Regions from separate parts of the Homo sapiens genome. Here regions 1 and 2 are each linked to region 3. Evidence: read pairs that join two places in POLR2A ChIA-PET (ENCODE). Cell type or tissue: OCI-LY7. All regions are shown on one strand. Region 1 overlaps GPCPD1 (glycerophosphocholine phosphodiesterase 1). Region 2 overlaps GPCPD1 (glycerophosphocholine phosphodiesterase 1). Region 3 overlaps SHLD1 (shieldin complex subunit 1).

What was found. Peaks named below come from ENCODE experiments on the same cell type or tissue, not always from the same donor. Only the 100,000 strongest peaks of a DNase experiment are listed, where the experiment ranks them.
Region 1: POLR2A ChIA-PET joins it to region 3 with 10 read pairs; 13 of 35 experiments call an interaction of 5 or more read pairs at or near these places.
Region 2: POLR2A ChIA-PET joins it to region 3 with 11 read pairs; 11 of 35 experiments call an interaction of 5 or more read pairs at or near these places.

Annotation. Positions count from the first base shown.
Region 1 is chr20:5,602,004-5,604,503 of GRCh38, forward strand. GPCPD1 (glycerophosphocholine phosphodiesterase 1) reads right to left here. Exons shown (of 20, transcript NM_019593.5): 2 at 2,361-2,437. The coding sequence starts at 2,409. Among named protein-coding and RNA genes, the nearest start is that of GPCPD1, 7.8 kb to the right of the region's middle. In OCI-LY7, no CTCF peak of the experiment used is centred here; a DNase peak (open chromatin) is centred at 1,558; H3K4me3 peaks cover 2,405 bases; H3K27ac peaks cover 2,500 bases.
Region 2 is chr20:5,589,259-5,591,758 of GRCh38, forward strand. All of the region lies in intron 4 of GPCPD1 (glycerophosphocholine phosphodiesterase 1), which reads right to left. Among named protein-coding and RNA genes, the nearest start is that of GPCPD1, 20 kb to the right of the region's middle. In OCI-LY7, no CTCF peak of the experiment used is centred here; a DNase peak (open chromatin) is centred at 1,343; H3K4me3 peaks cover 1,814 bases; H3K27ac peaks cover 2,500 bases.
Region 3 is chr20:5,803,358-5,805,857 of GRCh38, forward strand. All of the region lies in intron 2 of SHLD1 (shieldin complex subunit 1), which reads left to right. Among named protein-coding and RNA genes, the nearest start is that of SHLD1, 54 kb to the left of the region's middle. In OCI-LY7, no CTCF peak of the experiment used is centred here; DNase peaks (open chromatin) are centred at 604 and 1,164; H3K4me3 peaks cover 1,330 bases; H3K27ac peaks cover 2,500 bases.

The DNA of each region.
Region 1 (2,500 bases), 200 kb before region 3:
CACCTCCACATACTCTATTTGTATCCTCTCCTGGTTGTACTTGTTTCCCCCAAGGTCAGTCCTCTCTGCACTACCATTCTCGCCACATTTAGCAGAGGGTCCTTCCTCCTGTGCAGTGAGGAAATCAAGGTGATGGGGGAATTGAGGTGGGGTCTCCCCCAGTATCCCCTTGCTGTCCCTCAGCCTCCTCCTTGGCACGTACAGAGTCATCTATATCCACATCCACCATTATCTCCTTCCCTCTAATCCCTGACCCCAATCAAGCTGACACTTCTGTGGCCAGTTCTGCGGTCAGTCCATTTGCCCGACATGGCCAGCTCCTTCTAGCTTCAACTGCCTGCCTACAACTCCCCAGAAAGAGAAAATTCCGTCTTCTCTCCACGGAAGTGGCCACACACTAAACCAGAGGTGAGCACTTGGCTCAAGGGAGCCAACCCATCAGCTGACTAGCAATCTTCAATCTGCTCAATTCTGCCCAGGGGTAGAACTATACCAGATCATCTTGGCTAAGAATTTGAACTTAGACTCACACATACTCTGCCAATTGCTGTGATGAATGCTAGAATAAAGAAGCTAGATGTAGTGTGAGTCATTCACTCATTCTTTGAATACAGATATACTATGCCCCTGCTCTGATCCAGGCTCTCTGCTAGGCGCAGGAATTCAGCATAAACAAGACAAGGTCATATTTTGACCAGGCACGGTCTGTAATCTCACACCTGTAATCTCAGCACTTTGCGGGGCCAAGGTAGGCAGATGACCTTAGGTCAGGAGTTTGAGACTGGCCTGGCCAACATGGCAAAACCCCATCTCTACAAAAAATACAAAAATTAGCCAGGTGTGGTGTCAGGCATCTGTAATCCCAGCTACTCAGGAGCCCAAAACAGAAGAATCGCTTGAATTCGAGGAGCAGAGGTTGCAGTGAGCCGAGATCGCGTCATTGCACTCCAGCCTAGGCAACAGAGTGAGACTCCATCTCAATTAAAAAAAAAAAAAAAAAAAAGAGGGGGCTGGGCACGGTGGCTCCTACCTGTAATCCAGCACTTTGGGAGGCCGAGAGGCAGGTGGATCACGAGGTCAGAAGTTTGAGACCAGACTGGACAAGATAGTGAAACCCTGTCTCTACTAAAAATACAAAAATTAGCCAGGCACGGTGATGGACACCTGTAATCCCAGCTACTTGGGAGGCTGAGGCAGGAGAATTGCTTAAACCCGGGAGGCGGAGGTTGCAGTGAGCTGGGATCGCATCACTGCACTCTAGCCTGGGCGACAGAGCAACACTCCATCTCAAAAAAAAAGTAATGTTTTCAACAGAGTTTACAATCTGTCACTCAAATAATTCTATAAAATCTCCAAGAGGTGCTATAAAATAGGGCCAGAACCTAGTGGAATCTGGAGGCTGGCAGTGGGGACAGGGGAGAGAAGAGAAGGAACAGGGGGAGTATGAGAGTGGGCAAAGATCTAGGCAGAGGAAACAGCATTTGAGAACGTCCTAAAAGAGGAAGAAAGGAGGAAGGAATGGAGCACATTTAAGGAACTGAAAGGCCAGTATAGCCAGAGTACATAAAACCGAGAGGTACCTCAGTTTTATGAGAGCCCAGGTGTGATACGGCTTTGACATGCTATCTCACACTAAAATTATCTCACAGCACTTTAAGGGACAGCAAAAAATACAATGAGGCTAAAAACATATTCACACATAGGAACAAGGTTATCCCAGCCAATTGTTTCACCAACTTATTCTTTTTTTTTTTTTTTTTTGAGACGGATTCTGGCTCTGTCACCCAGGGTGGAGTGCAATGGCACGATCTCAGGTCACTGCAACCTCTGCCTCCTGGGTTCAAGCAATTCTCCTGCCTCAGCCTCCCAAGTAGCTGGGATTACAGGCACATGCCACCATATCCGGCTAATTTTTGTATTTTTAGTAGAGATGGGGTTTCACCATGTTGGCCAGGCTGGTCTTGAACTCCTGACCTCAAGTGATCTACCCGCCTCAGCCTCCCAAAGTGCTGGGATTACAGGCATAAGCCACTGCGCCCGGCCTACCAACTTCTTGCACTAGCAAAGTTTCCTTCATTTTCATACTGCCTAGAAACCACAGCCCAACCATCTCTGCCCTGTGCAAAATTAGGTATAAATTCATAGCTTTCTTGGGAAAACATGAGAACAAGACAGAGTTTGAGGAGGTTTTTGGTGTGTTTACTATGCTCCAAGCACATTTCTGCTGTCAGGCAAGACCTATAGATATTTTCATCTAAAAAATCAGGCCCACTCTAATAGCAACTCCATATTTAAGGTAATCCAGATAAGAAACATGCTAATTTAATTTTAATTGTTTTAAAGTAAAACTTTTACAATACCTGGTAAAAGAGTTCCTCTTATTTCAAAGGCAACCTGAGAAGGTGTCATTCTGATGGATTTATTTTATGATGTCGTGCTAGGAAAAAAAAGAAAAGTAACTTATAGTATAAAAATATATGCCTTAGCTAGCCACCATCAA
Region 2 (2,500 bases), 210 kb before region 3:
AAGCCTACTTTATTAAACTTTAGAAGGCAATCTTAAATTTTCAGCTTTACTTCTTTAAAAAAAAATTAACAGGCCAGGCGTGGTGGCTCACGCCTGTAATCCCAGCACTTTGGGAGGTCAAAGCGGGTGGATCACCTGAGGTCGGGAGTTAGAGAACAGCCTGACCAACATAGAGAAACCTCATCTCTACTAAAAATACAAAAATTAGCCGGGCATAGTGGTGCATGCCTGTAATCCCAACTACTCGGAAGGCTGATGCAGGAGACTCACTTGAACCTGGGAGGCGGAGGTTGCAATGAGCCATTACACTCCAGCCTGGGCAACAAGAGCGAAACTCCATCTCAAAAAAATAAATAAAAACTAACAACTGAGCACTGGGAAATTCAAAATCTCAGTGATAACCCCAAAACATGCAATCCTTTCATTTATTTTTTAATCCTGGTCTCATTGTACATGCAATACTTTCTAATACATTATCTGTAATAACTTATTCTTTAAGATCTAAGAAAAGGAAACAGTTCTGAAACAAAACATTCTGGAAAAGTCTGCCAAAATTTTAAGCTTTTTGGAGTAACATGGGAGATAGATCTTTGGAGAAAAAAGTAATGATGTCAATCTAAGACAATATTCCATTAACAGTACTGGTAGAGCTATTTCACAATTTAGCATACATAATGTCACACGACTGTAGAAATGTTTCCAAACATGTATATTAACAAAAATATTTTTAAAAATTTCTTCCCACAAGAATAAGTCTTAATGATTGTTTTCTTAAACAGTTACTGACATCACTCAGTTATACCAAGCACTGAAATTTAAATAAGACTATCCAATATGTAGATTGGAAGTTTGTTTTTTAACAAATCACCAAGCAAAATTATTAGCTAGCCATGTAATATCACTGCTTGCATATATCACAAATTTTTAAAACTTTTACTGATTGTTTTTCTTCCACAATTTTGAAAACAAACTGAATGTAAAAGGGGGTCTGAGGAATCAAGGCCACGTGCGGTGGCTCCTGCTTGTAATCCCAGCACTCTGGGAGGCTGTGGCGGGTGGATCACCTGAGGTCAGGAGTTTGAGACCAGCCTGGCTAACACGGCAAAACCCTGTCTCTACTAAAACAATATAAAAATTAGCCAGGCATAGTGGTTGCATGCCTGTAATCTCAGCTACTTGGAGGCTGAGGCAGAAGAATCACTTGAACCCAGGAGGCGGAGGTTGCAGTGAGCCGAGATCGTGCCACTGCACTCCAGCCTGGGCGACAGAACAAGACTCTGTCTCAAAAAAAAAAATCTCTATTTTTAGTACAACCAGTAAAAGAAACAGTCACCTAGGCATGAGTAAAGCAAAGGAAGCTAGGCCAACAGACTCTCTGAGAGTATTCAAATCTCAAGTTAACACCTGACAGTATTTACTATTCAGAAGAATTTTAGATACTAATAAACTATTGTACAAAATGACAAACTAGACTATTCTGAAAATAATTATCTATCGCAGGTGACTGATTGTCTTGTTAAAGGAAGGACTTAAAACTCAAGGGAGATCGAGGTCAAAATAAGATAGTTTGTAATGAATCTAATTATGAGTGAATGTTAGCAGCTATGAAAGTTAGAAACATAGATATGTGCTGAAAAATAAAGATGTATTTCTACAAAAATGAAGGAAAAATTTCAAAGGATACAATGAAAAACTGGCTAACATTTGACTATGAGGAAACATCCCTAATTCTACCCACAAGCAAAGAGGGGTGGATACAGAAAAAAAAAAGTTGAAATTACATGTTAATTCAGAAAGTATCTTTGGTGAAGATGTGACATCAGTGGACTACCTGCAGATTCATACCAATGTTTTCATTCCAGGAATACTCACTACTTTTGTGTGCTATGTTCAAATAAGATACTATTTTGTTTTGTCATCTGTGAAATTATTTTAAAATGTAACACATTAACACCTTATCTTAATTCACAAAGAGAACACGTCATTGTGAAAAACTGAGAAAAACGATTTCAGGACTCTTCTAAACTAAAAGGAATATGCCAGAAAAAGCAGTGCATGGAAGAAAAATGAATGGTAAAATTTCATTTACTCAATAAAATTTTGCAATGAAAGGATCTAAAAATCTGTAGTTCAAACCTTTTGTTTTATAGATGAGGAGGCTAAAGCCTAAAGGTCAACTGGCTTGTCCATAATCGCAAAACTTTTAGCTTTGGTTCCAAAACTGCCTGGGTAGATTACCTCCTAAAACTTTCAACACAGTAAAATTAACCTTTCTCCCATTTCAGCTTTTTAATGCTTTCATTATTTGTTTTCCTATCATTCTTTATATTCGTAACATTATGTATTCCAATAATTTACATCATTTCACAATTTAAGATGCCTTGCACATTACTTCTATTATTTGACAATGTACAACTAGACAAAGTTTCATAATACTTCTATTAAAAATGTTTTATTTAAAAAGCGCCACCAACTTTTTTAAAGTGTCACATTAAGCTGG
Region 3 (2,500 bases):
AAGGTCTCACTATGTTGCCCAGGCTGGTCTTGAACTCCTGGCCTCAAGTGATCCTTCCGTCTCAGCCTCCCAAAGCATTGGGATTATAGGCATGAGCCACCAAGCCCAGTCTGTAGATCCTTTTGAAAATCTGATAGAAAGAATGAAAGCTCTCCCAAATGTGGGAGCCTGTGGCTTCAGGGGAGTCTCCAGAATTCTAGGCATTAGATTTAACATTTAAAAAAAAACAAGGGCCAGTCGCGGTGGCTCACACCTGTAATCCCAGCACTTCGGGAGGCCGAAGCAGGCAGATCACAAGGTCAAGAGATCGAGACCATCCTGGTCAACATGGTGAAAGCCCATCTCTACTAAAAATAAAAAAAAAATTAGCTGGGCGTGGTGGCACACACCTGTAGTCCCAGCTACTCAGAAGGCTAAGGCAGGAGAATCGCTTGAAGCTGGGAGGTGGAGGTTGCAGTGAACCGAGATCGCGCCACTGCACTCCAGCCTGATGACAGAGTGAGACTCTGTCTCAAAAAAATAAAAAAGATTAAAAAAAAAAAACAAAACAAGAATGACGAAAGAGCAGGTGGTGTGGACTTGCTATTTGGAGGTTGAGGGCCTGTCTTCTGCCCCTTCGATCATTAAGGAAGTTATCCAGTCTTATGGCGAGATCAATATCATTACTGTATGGCCGGGCGCAGTGGCTCACACCTGTAATGTTAGCACTTTGAGATGCCGAGGCGGGCAGATCACTTGAGGCCAGGAGTTTGAGACCAGCCTGGCCAACATAACAAAACCTCATCTCTACTAAAAATACAAAAAAAATTAGCTGGGCGTGGTGGCACATGCCTGTAATCCTAGCTACTTAGGAGGCTGAGGTATGAGAATCATTTGAACCCAGGAGGCAGAGGTTGCAATGAGCCGTACTTACTATATATATATAGTAACTTACTATAGGTCTTTGTATATATATATAGTTACTGTAAGACATTTGTATATCGCAAAAAAAAACTATATATATATATACAGTTACTGTAAGACATTAGTATAGTGTAAAAAAAAACTAGAAAAAAAAACCAAAAAACAAACAAGAAAATCTAGCTCCTGTGTGTTTTTTACATGACCTTGTGGCACCTGCAGGCTAATTTTGTTTGTTCAGGTTTTGCCACATCCTGTGATCGTTCATTATCTTTGACTTGATATGTGACCGTACAAGAACATTTCAGTTATGGCCTAACATAATATGTGCTCTAAAAATTCCATTGCAGAAATCATACTTGATGAAGGTGGCCGTCATTCATTTTTGTCACCTAATCATGAATGCCAGTGCCACTTTCCATTTCAGGACTGGCATGGAAAGTTATGCCTGTGCATCAAACAAAAGTTTGCATGAAGAAGGAGCCTCTTGTTCAATTTTGCATGAGATGTTTCCTATTGACTTTGAAAACTTGAAGTGTTTGAAGGCAAGGGGGAAAGCAAATCAACCCAAGAGATTCCACATATTCAAAGACTCCAGCACTTTGTTTACCTAACACAGAACTGTGTGCTGGTGGCGAAATAAAGCCTTTGCCCTGAACAGGAAATCTTGGTGGAGTCCAGGCAGCAGGAGGCCTGGCAGCATTCCACAGTGATCAGCTGAAGGAAAAACAAGAGTTTACAATACTAACCCCAAATGCCCTTTTTGTCTCCCAGGAGAATAATACTATCTTGGCCTAGGAGGGTTGTGCCTTCATGCTCAACTCTTGGTCTAACAGTCATGAAGCTGCAGTAACATTCTGTTTTCCCCTCCTTAATCTTCTTTATCAAAGTCTTAATCCTTTGCTGCTGTTGTTTTTGAGATGGAGTTTCGCTCTTGTTGCCCAGGCTGGAGTGCAGTGGCGCGATCTCGGCTTGCCACGAACTCTGCCCTCTGGGTTCAAGTGATTCTCCTGCCTCAGCCTCCCAAGTAGCTGGGATTACAGGCATGTGCCACCATGCCTGGCTAATTTTGTATTTTTAGTAGAGACAGAGTTTCTCCGTGTTGGTCAGGCTGGTCTTGAACTCCAGACCTCAGGTGATCCGCCCACCTCAGCCTCCCGAAGTGCTGAGATTACAGGCGTGAGACCCCTAATCCTTTTTGTTTGTTTATATTATGAAATTAGGCCATTCTATAAGTGGTACACTTTTCAATTTCTTAAAAAAGGGAAAGGTAAATTATTTGGGGCAGACAACAAAATAGGAATGTAAATGCTTGAACTGTTGATTAAATTTGTGTGTTGTGTTGTTTTGTTTTGCTTTTTGAGCCAGAGTTTTGCTGTGTTTCCCAGGCTGGAGTGCAGTGGCGCAATCTCGGCTCACTGCAACCTCTGCCTCCTGGGTTCAAATGATTCTCATGCCTCAGTCTCCCGAGTAGCTGTGATTACAGGTGTGCACCACCACATCCAGCTAATTTTTGTATTTTTGGTAGAGACAGGGTTTCACCATTTTGGCCAGGCTGGTCTCAAACTCCCAACCTCAGGTGATCCGCCCTCCTTGGCCT